Regions from separate parts of the Homo sapiens genome. Here regions 1 and 2 are each linked to region 3. The links are chromatin contacts, found by Hi-C in ENCODE. All regions are on one chromosome and are shown on one strand. Each heading gives the region's core, a stretch centred on a gene start or an enhancer-like site at or near the end of the contact. The rest is flanking DNA. Distances are from core to core; before and after follow the strand shown. Region 1 holds the start of FBXO11 (F-box protein 11). Region 2 holds the start of MSH2 (mutS homolog 2). Region 3 holds the start of LRPPRC (leucine rich pentatricopeptide repeat containing).

Region 1 (3,455 bases), core at 956-3,455, 3.9 Mb before region 3:
AGTTTTATGAGTAATAAATGATAAACGACAGTGGCTGCCATCAGACAATACTAGCCACTCCACGCCAGAAGACAACATAAGGACTGGCATTAGTGGCTTAGATGCCCTTGTAAACCTCCCTATTCCTCAGGGATGCTACCACCCTACCAGTTACTCTGTGAATTTGAAAAAGGTGCTTCCTTTCTCAAGACACTTTACTACCATCTATCAGGAAATTGTCATAATATACTAATTTTGCTAAAACAAGGCATTTTACTGCCATATGTCAGAGAATTGTTGCAATAAACTTAGAAATCTAGGGTATGTAAAAGATACCCCTTATACCACATATAACAACCCTAAACCCCGCCCCTCCCATTAATATATTAGAAGGAGAGTTGGGGAAATAAAAGGTGAAAGCAGTTATGTTTTTTAAAAAATTGAGATGATGTGGGGACTTGAAGTTAAAATTACAGAAAATAAACAAGCTACATTTTCTTTACATCTGAATTAATGTAAGTAAAACTTCCACTCTGCCACACCAAAATACAAACTCTTTATGCCCAATATTTTCCTTTTATTAGTATTTCCCATAACACCTTATATACATATTAATGCATACACGGAAGGAGCCAAAAAGTACTTGTCAAATAAAAAAGTAAATTTTTAGAAAAATCAGAAATGATGGACACACTTATATGTATAACGTAATTTTCCTGTACTTTTACTTTTCCCCTATGTTTATTTGAACAAACCTAAAATTGTACCCATTTGCACCTAGCTAACCACCATAAAAATTTGGAGTTCTCCAGCTGTTTTGTAACAGCTGTCCTCCTCAAATATTTTTTTGAGAAACAAACATAGACCTACGTTTCTCTATTTTTCTGGACTAAAGAGAGATCATCTCAAAATCACAGAACTCTTAAAAATTGAAAACAGGATCATGTAGTCTAAAATAAGTTCTTATTTAAACTTGGGAGGTGAGGGGGGCGGGGCTGACATCTAGAAAGGTGAAGTACTTTGCCTGTAGTCACACACCAAGTCTGGGACTCAACACACAGGCTCGCCTCTTTGCGTCTCTCCCTCCTTCCAAAATACATTTTCCTCCCTCTCAAAAGCTTTATCACGCTTTGTAGTTGCTTAATTATCTATGTCAAACCTAGAGAGCAACTGATGACACTCAGAGACATCGCCCAAAGTTCTGAAAACCAGATAATCAGATAAACTGCCAGTTTTACCACATCCAAAAAATGCACAACAAAAGAGAGAAGGGGGAGAATCGAGAATACATTTTCAGCCGCAAGGCAATAAAAACACGTTTCCCTTGGAGAGAGATTATGTTGGGGGCATCAGGTATAAAGGTAATTCCTGTTGAGGGTTTTTCTTTTCCTTGCAGTTTGTGGGACCTAAAAAAAAAAAATTAAAAATTAAATCACATAAACAATCACAACATCAACACATTTACTTCTCTCCTCTCACATATTATTTTCCCACACATTGTATACACTTCTTCAAAGAACAAATCAAATTGGCCAAAGGTCAAAGCCTTTTCAAGGTTTAGATGATATACGATTAGGCACCGACTCCAAACTTCGCTTACCAAGCCCAAAGCTCGGAGACGGAAATCTTCAGGGTTTGCAAATACCCTCAGCTTGGCTAAAGGGCACGAAATCTCTAGCGCTCCCTACAGCTCAGATTTTGAACCCACCTACCACAGAAAACCCGAGTTACCAAAGATTGGCTCCCTCGTTCCACTTTTTTTTCAGCTCAAAAAAATCGGGTGAAGGTTGGGGTAGGGGGGAAGCTGAAACGGCGAACCGAAGGATTAATCACTTCTCCCCATTACATCAGCAACCCCCGCCCTTTCCTCCGAGCACCTCCTCTCCCAGAATCGTCGCTACGCACTGGCGCTCTCTTCGCCCACCCCCTGCTCTATTATTTGCCCTGATACCTCCCCATTATCACCCGCCCCGCCACACTCCCCCTTTCCTCTTTCCCCCTCCTAGGCGGGGGAGGGAGGAAACCCGAGAGAGGAAACAGGGCGTTGAAGGGACTTCGCGATAAGAGCGGAGGCCCCATTGGCCGGAAGGTTGTACGGGCGCCTTAGATTGGCCGCCTGGACGGAATCCCCGCCCCTCCTTTCCCCGCCCACCCACCCCTCCCCCCGCCGCCCCGCGGCCCTCCCCCGCGCCCCCGGCCAGCCCCGCGGCGGGGAGGGACCGACTGGGCGAGTGGAGGCTCCGGCGGTGTCAATGGCTCCTCCTGCCACGGAGCAGCAGCAGAAGCAGCGGCGACAGGGCTGACGAGGAGGAGGAGGAAAGGTTCCTTTAAGGAGGAGGAAGGACGACGCCTCTTTTTCCCCCTATCTCCTCCCTTCACACTCATTTCCCCTTCGCCGAGGAGAGAAGGGGGGGAGGAGAGAGAAGAGACCGAAGAAAGAGAGAAAAATTCCTCACAGAAATCTCTTTCAGGGGGTGTGGGGGGGAGGAAGAGGGAAAAAAAAGAGCCGGGCGCCCCCTGCTCCCTCCCTCCCTTCTCTCCCTCTCTTTTTCTCCCTTCCTCACCCGCCCGCCCACTCCCCCCGCTGCCGGAGACGCCGCTCGCGAGTCGGCGGGACCGGGATCTGTCTCTTCAGCCGCCGCCGCCGCCGCCGCCGCGCTTCGCCTCGGGATCCCCAAGCGGCGGACGCCCTTTCTTTCTTTCTCTCGGTCTGCCCGTCTTTCTGCCTTCGTCCCTCGCGGCCGCCCCGCCCGGCGGCTTCGGCCTTCCCCGTGCGTCAGGCCCTCCCGGCCGGCCTCGCTCGGTCTCCGTCTGTCTACCCGGGCCTTTCTCCGGACTCGGGGTCCCGCTCGCCCCCTCCGCCCTCAGCGTCTCCCCTTCCCCTCGCCCCCTCTCCTTCCTCCCCCCTCTCCCACTCTCCCCACCCCTTTCTCCTGCCCCGAAGCTCGCTGTGCGTGTGCGTGTGTGTGTCCCTCCGCCAACGCCGCCACCTCAGCCCGGCAAATGAACTCCGTCCGAGCCGCCAACCGGAGACCCAGGCGAGTGTCGCGGCCGCGCCCGGTGCAGCAACAGCAGCAGCAGCCCCCGCAGCAGCCGCCGCCGCAGCCGCCCCAGCAGCAGCCGCCCCAGCAGCAGCCTCCGCCGCCGCCGCAGCAGCAGCAGCAGCAGCAGCCTCCGCCGCCGCCACCGCCGCCTCCGCCGCTGCCTCAGGAGCGGAACAACGTCGGCGAGCGGGGTAAGGCCGCGCTACCTCCCAACCGCCCGCCTTCCCGGGCACCGCGGGAAGGGAGGCCGGGGCGGGCGGGCGGGCGGGCGGGCGGGGGCGGCCTGCGCGCCCTGGGGGTGGGAGACCCAAGCTGAGCGGAGGCGGGTCCCCCGGTGCCGCAGTGTCAGCCCGGGCCGGGCCCGGCCGGCAGGAAAAGCCGCGGCTTCCCTTCTCGCCTGGGCTCTCGCTCAGGCCGCGCTTTGTTTGGTTT
Region 2 (3,390 bases), core at 875-3,374, 3.4 Mb before region 3:
CAGCTAATTTTTTGTATTTTTAGTAGAGACAGGGTTTCACAGTGTTAACCAGGATGGTCTGGATCTCCTGACCTCGTGATCCGCCCACCTCAGCCTCCCAAAGTGCTGGGATTTTTGTATTTTTAGTGTAGACAGGGTTTCACCATGTTAGCCAGGATGGTCTTGATCTCCTGACCTTGTGATCCGCCCACCTCAGCCTCCCAAAGTGCTGGGATTACAAGCGTGAGTCACTGCGCCCGCCCTGTTTTAAAGTCTTATGTAAAATCTATGTAGGTCAGGTGCAGTGGCTAATACCTGTAATCCCAGCACATCGGGAGGCCAAGGTGGGTGGATCACTTGAGGTCAGGAGTTTGAGACCAGCCTGGCCAACATGGTGAAACCCCATCTCTACTAAAAATACAAAAATTAGCTAGGCGTGGTGGCACGTGCCTGTAATCCCAGCTACTCCGGTGGCTGAGGCAGGAGAATCGCTTGAACCCAGGAGGTGGAGGTTGCAGTGAGCCAGGATTACACCACTGAACTCCAACCTGGGCGACACAGTAAGACTCCGTCTCAGAAAAAAAAAAAAAAAAAACATTTCAGACTTTTCATTGGCTACAGCATAAAATTTCAACAGCTCAACACCACACTAAAAGCCTTTGGTCATCTAACCCCACCCACCTGGGCCAGTCTCCTTCCTTTTCTACACCAGCAACGCCAATCTACCTCGTTTCAAGCCCTCTCCCTAGCAAACTTCTAGTCCACCAAGACTCAACGTGGACTTTGGTGTCTCATATAACGCCTCTTCCGTTGTATGAGACTCTTCCAAAGTCTTCCGTCTTTGGCGATCCTGCCTTGGCGCCTCTTGTAACCTCTTACAAGCTCACCTCCATAAGCCTCCAACTTGAATTGTAATTATTTCTGCCTTGCTGTCCAATAGTGATCTCTATGAAAGTAGAGGTATTTCTTTTTTCATCTAGTGTCCATAACCCTGCCTAACACATTTATATCTAACGAATGAAACATTTTTCATCAGGAGTATCGCATTTGCACTAGTCCTCTAGTCAGGACTAGAATCCACAACTCTGCTCCCCCTAGGATGCTCTTTTCATTAGCATAACTACATAGCTGCAAGAAAGCGCAAAGAAAACAGGGAGAGAAGAGGTTAACTAGGCCTATCCAGAACATTTGGCCCACATAGGGTGAGACGTTTGTAGCTTTCCAGGGAGAGATAATCCTGGATAGATGGGGTCGGGTGACGGAGAGCACTGAATGCTGAGCTGAAGCAGATAGCGTCCATGACTGGCCCAAGGTCACACGTTAATAAGCAGAGGGGCAGCGACTTGATCCCAAGCAGCCCAGCTCCAGAGTCCGTTGGTCCTGACCACTTCATCATACTGCTCTTCAACGGCGCTCCATTACCAGACCCTTAGCTGGACCGGCGGTATAAATGGGAGCGTCGTGGGAGCAGAATTACGTGTCATAAAAGGGTCTCCTAAACCCCCAGTCTATTTTAAATCTCACTCCTGGCTGCTGTTTGTTAATAAGAGATTCTGGCCGTGTTTGTAATGAGCGCTACATGTAGGGCCAAGGCGAGGAATGCGACTGCTGGAAAATGAACTAGAACAATGCATTAAAATGCCTGGCACGACGTAAACACTCCGTGATCACAAGTTCAGATCCGGGGCGGCTGGAGAGGCACGGGTTTCAGGGCTGAGGGGGGCGTCCCTCCGGAGCCAAGCAGAACCTGGGGACGGCGGAATCCGCACAAGCACCAACGTTCCGCCCCCGTGCCTCCGCACTGGAGAGGCTGCTCACCGCCCACTCTCTGAGGCGGGAAAGGAGCCGCGCCACAAGGCCCCGGGTCCCTCCCCAGCACGCGCCGTCCCGGCCCTCACCTGCCGGCCCCATGTACTTGATCACCCCCTGGGTCTTGAACACCTCCCGGGCGGCCAGCAGCGCGTCCTCGCCGTGCGCCGTATAGAAGTCGCCCCGGTCGAAAAGGCGCACTGTGGTGGTCGGCTTCTCCGGCATGCCCTGAAAGAAGCGCACGAAGCCGACCTCGGCCGCGCTCTCCAACTGCAGCGTCTCCTTCGGCTGCACCGCCATGTCGAAACCTCCTCACCTCCTGGTTGAAGAAAATGCGCGACCCCACACCCACTAAGCTGTTTCCCGCCTCCCCTCCCACGTCCCCCGAGCGGCGTCCGGCCACGGCGACCACACCCAATCAGCTTCCAGGGCTGCGTTTCGGTGGGTGGGAGTCTGCCGCGGCAACCAATCATAAGCAGACGCGGCCCAGCTTCCCGCGCACGCTGGTGACTTTAGCTACTGCGCATGCCTGCGCCTAGGTCGCGCGGAAACCCGCAGACGCGCATCCTTAGTAGAGCTCCTTTCTGTGTTTACTCAGCTGCAAGGCTTGAAGCCCCTGGGTGGGGTGTATGCAAGGGTAGGTTGCCACCAGGTGGGAGATTTCCGGCAGGCACTGAGCTCGTAATGTGCCCGGAAGCATGGGAGTAACATCAGAAGGAAACTTGAAAACAAAAAAAAAACTAGCCTTCCTCCTCCTCCCAGTATTTTGTTAAAACGTGTGCCCCTCTCCGACTGCCTCCCTTTTTCTTTCTAAGCAAACTGCCAACATCGGGATTACGGGTTTATTCTACACAGCCTCCTTACTGCTGCCTGTTAGCCACATTATCGTTTCATCCACTCGTTGATGATTCACTCATTCGAAAACATTTATATGGCCTGCTATGTCCCAGACTCTTCTTGGCTCTGAGGATCGCCAGTAAAAAGAAAAATCACTGCCTTTATTCTGCTTACATTCTAATATGAGAAAATTCAGATAATGAATATAGCAAGTAAATGAAATGGTACGTTAGAAGATATGCGTTTGTGGCAGGGCGCGGTAGCTCACGCCTGTAATCCCAGCAATTTGGGAGGCCGAGGTGGGCGGATCACTTGAGCCCAGGAGATTGACACCATCCTGGGCAACATGGTAAAACCCACGTCTGTGATCCCAGATATTAGCAGGGCTGAGGCGAAAGGATCACCTGAGCCCGGGAGGTCGAGGCTGCGGTGAGCCGTAAATTGTGCCACTGCACTCCAGCGTGGGCGACAGATTGAAAACCCTGTCTCAAAAAATACAAAATAAAATAAATAAAAAGACAAACGTTTGACGCCAGGCGTGGTGTCACACGCCATAATCCCAGTACTTTGGGAGCACGAGCCAGGAGGATCGTTTGAGCCCAGGAGGTCTTCTGCCGTCAGCTATGTTCACGCCACTGCACCGCAGCTGGGGCGACAGAGCGAGAGACCCCGTCTTGAGGGGGGGTAGGGGAAGACCAGTTAAGGAAGAGGAAGGTTGAAATTTTAAAATGTTAGCAAACAGCCAGGCGCAGTGGCTCACGCCTG
Region 3 (3,508 bases), core at 340-2,839:
TATGGCACTGGATATGTATTCAATAAATACGTGTTGAATAGGTGAATAACTTGTATTCCCAGTGCTCAGTAATATAACCCAGAGTCAATCAATTCACCTTGTTTCTTTTGGGGGCTTGGAGCGGGTGTCTTCGTTCCCTCATCTCTCAAAGGAGAGGTGAGCTAGGTCATCTCAAAATAGACATTAATTTAACACATATTTAATGAGACCTACTGTGTGTCTGGCACTGGGTAGGTGTATGGCCTACAATAAGAGATCACAGTCCCTACTGATAAGGAGTTCGTGGGATTAACTGATAAGGAGTCCAGTGGGATAAACAGTCACTTCGGAAATGACCGTGGGAGGGCTTCCAGAGGAAATACCCGCCGCGTTTGCCTCGTGATAGGTAGGGGACAGGCAGGTGTAGAGGGAGTGGAAGGCTGTTCTCAGCTTCCCACGTGTGCACAGGGAACCGATCCAGTCTGTAAGCCCTGTGAAGGCAGCGACGTGGTTTTTTTGTTTTGTTTTAGACAGAGTCTCGCTGTGTCACCCAGGCTGGAGTGCAATGGCGCCATCTTGGCTCACTGCAACCTCCACCTCTCGGGTTCAAGCAATTCTCCTGCCTCAGCCTCCCGAGTAGCTGAGATTACAGGCGCCCGCCACCACGCCCGGCTAATTTTTTGTATTTTTAGTACAGATGGGGTTTCACCATGTTGGCCAGGCTGGTCTCCAACTCCTGACCTCAGGTGATCCACCCGCCTCGGCCTTCCAAAGTGATGGGATTACAGGCGTGAGCCACTTCGCCAGCGATGGGTTTAACTTGCCAGTTTTCTCCCCATATTTGGCTGGAGACTCTTAATTACATTGTTCTTTTACTTCTCACATGTATATGTGCATTTACTGAAGGGAGAGGCGCGGTAGGGGTGGAGGGTTGGGGAAGAGAGTCAGTTCAATTCCAGCTTTAAAACTATAGGATTTTTGGTAGAATTCATTTATTTTCTAAAGCGAGGCCCCGCGTACGCGCTTAGGGTGGGGACCTGCGCGTTCCTTTACACTGTTCCCAGGCCCTGATAATCCACATCCTATCATGTTGAACCTGGGAGGCAAACGGCAAGGTGCAAAAGACCTCCACGGTTTCTCCGGCCCGCGTTTCTGAGAGTGAAGGGCCGTTCCTATTGGACATGGCGTCAGGGCTGAACGTTAGCAGCAACATCTGCACTCGGGGGCGGGGGAAACCTTCCCACGTCCTGGGATCTTCATAGTCGGCTCTCCTCGAGAGTTCTCGGTATTTTTACTAGTTGGCCTCCCACAAGCCTCTGCGCCAACCTGGGAGGAGTTGACCTCTTGCGGCTCTACCAACAGAGGAGTGCAGGGGTGCAGCGAATGAACACGATGCCCAGATCGGAGACGGAAGACGGAAAAGAAAAGCTTCGATAATGAATCAAGCAACATCGTTTATGTAAATATTACATTGGGTCTTCTGTCCTCGGAGAAGTGCGGTTTTCCATCTTCCAACCTAAAACAATCCGTCGCTCCCCCCACATTTGGCACGCCCGGCAGTTGGTCTCTGCCGCGCCAGGCTACCCTGCGGTCACATGCTCCTCCTGTCCTTCTGGCGGAGCGTGCTTCCCGCTGCGGGGACGTTCGAGCAATGGCAGCCCTGCTGAGATCCGCGCGTTGGTTGCTGCGTGCCGGGGCGGCCCCGCGCCTCCCGCTCTCCCTGCGCCTCCTCCCTGGCGGCCCGGGCCGGCTGCATGCCGCCTCCTATCTGCCCGCCGCTCGCGCCGGGCCCGTGGCCGGGTGAGTGCCCAGGCCCTTTCTCCAGGCAAGCTGCGGCGCCAGGGTCCCCCGGGGTCGTGGGTGCCGGCAGGGACCGGGTCCTGCCTGTGCTCGCCACCCTTCTCCCCGCCCCAGGACCTAGCCTCCCCGGGCTCCGCACCACGCTCCCTACCAGGGGTTTTCGGGTGACAGGGTTAAGCGCCTTCAGAAGGTCACGGCTGTGGGCATGGCCTGCCTCCGGCTTGAATCCTGCCCCCGCCACTTCAGCCTGGACCTTACTGCCCTCGGGGTACCCATGGTCAACGAAGATGAGGGGGGCTTTGAAGACTGCTTTGGGAAGTCGGGTGGTGGTCTTTTCCTTACACTTGGCCAGCTTGGGTGGTGTCCCACGTGCGGTCACCGTTGGTGATCAGTAACCACCTAGCATTTAGATATTGGAAATTTAGCTTTTTGCGAGGGATGGGGCGGCGAGGAGTGGGTTGGGAGTTTGGGTGAGCCACGGATGACTTAAAGCTGGACGCTGGATTATGATCACTTTGGGCTTTTGCCTGCGTTCTCTTGAATGGAGTTTTCCTTCAGCATTTAAGAAGGTGTTGCGCGAGTTGGGCTGGAGTGCAGTGGCGCGATCTCAGCTCACTGCAACTTCCGCTTCCCGGGTTCAAGCGATTCTCCTGCCTCAGCCTCCCGAGTAGCTGGGATTACAGGTGTGCGCCACCATGCCAGGCTAACTTTTGTACTTTTAGTAGAGACTGGGTTTCACCATGTTGGCCACGCTAGTCTCGAACTCCTGACTTCAAGCGATCCTCCTGCCTCGGCCTCCCAAAGTGCTGGGATTACAGGTGTGAGCCACCGCTCCCGTCCTGTAAGTGTCTTTGAATGAATGAGCACATGCAAGGCACTCTGTTGGAATCTGGGGATGCAAAGGCAAGTTAAACTCTAAGTGGGTGTCAGATAGGCGAATAAATGCTCTCATGGTTTGAGGTTTATCAGAGATAGGTTTGGTATAGACTTTTGTAGTGGAGGGGAAAAGAAAAGTTGGTGAAAGTGTTCATTTGGTTATTAATAGTATTCTGACCACCAGAGAAGGGGAGATAGGTGCTGAGCTTTTAGCATTGGAGAAAAAATGATTTTGAAAGACTGATGCTTGTAAATTAAGGTACTTTGAGAGCTCGCGTAAGGACTGAGAGCCAGGGATCTGCAGTAGGCTGGGCCCAGACTGCAGCCTACTCCAGATTTATCTGCATTTTATCCTCAAATTATCTGCATTATGCCATTAGAGAAGTTACTTAACATCTCCAGGCCTCAGCTTCCTTAGCTATAAGGTGGGAGTAGTAGTAGTGTTAGGAATATTGCAGAATTATCTGTATTAAGCACTTAGTATAGGGCCTGATGCCTAGTAAGTGCTTTGTTGGTTACTACAGGAGTCATAATATCTACGGTTATGCGGACCTTCATGGACCAGCCTGAACACCTAATCTCGCCATAAAATTACGTGGAGGAAATAATTTATGATTTCTTAACAACTTAGTTATAATCTTTGGAATGGAGCGTACTTGTAATTTGGAGTCTGCCTATATTTTCTTATTGGGCTTGAACAGTTAACTTTCCGAAATCATGCCTCTGAGCACAGAACTATATACATCTCTTGGCTTTCAGAGTTTCTTTTGAGAAAGTTGTGCCCATTACTCTTATTTTTCTAATCCTCAGCATTTCTGTGAGGCCAGGGGAAGGTCCACATTTTCTTTTATCT

What was found. Hi-C counts contacts between places; a loop is a spot of excess contacts on that map. Pooled maps may share reads with other maps.
Region 1: a pooled map shows a loop between it and region 3 (10-fold over the local background). The contact joins the promoter of FBXO11 here to the promoter of LRPPRC in region 3. A Hi-C loop is called at or near these places in 6 of 50 pooled maps.
Region 2: a map of CD4-positive, alpha-beta T cell shows a loop between it and region 3 (17-fold over the local background). The contact joins the promoter of MSH2 here to the promoter of LRPPRC in region 3. A Hi-C loop is called at or near these places in 2 of 168 maps with a recorded cell type or tissue (CD4-positive, alpha-beta T cell and CD8-positive, alpha-beta T cell) and 6 of 50 pooled maps.

Annotation. Positions count from the first base shown.
Region 1 is chr2:47,905,248-47,908,702 of GRCh38, reverse strand. FBXO11 (F-box protein 11) reads left to right here and starts at 2,205. Exons shown (of 23, transcript NM_001190274.2): 1 at 2,205-3,214. The coding sequence starts at 2,983. LOC100506235 (a long non-coding RNA gene) reads right to left here and starts at 3,153. Exons shown (of 2, transcript NR_187636.1): 1 at 2,904-3,153; 2 at 536-1,385. RefSeq lists an enhancer at 1,259-2,043 and silencers at 2,113-2,212, 2,703-2,892, 3,253-3,372, 3,383-3,432.
Region 2 is chr2:47,401,890-47,405,279 of GRCh38, reverse strand. MSH2 (mutS homolog 2) reads right to left here and starts at 2,124. Exons shown (of 16, transcript NM_000251.3): 1 at 1,878-2,124. The coding sequence starts at 2,088. RefSeq lists enhancers at 1,538-1,597, 964-1,672, 1,673-2,383, 2,388-2,437.
Region 3 is chr2:43,994,070-43,997,577 of GRCh38, reverse strand. LRPPRC (leucine rich pentatricopeptide repeat containing) reads left to right here and starts at 1,589. Exons shown (of 38, transcript NM_133259.4): 1 at 1,589-1,779. The coding sequence starts at 1,631. RefSeq lists enhancers at 1,312-1,591, 1,387-2,038 and a silencer at 1,692-2,011.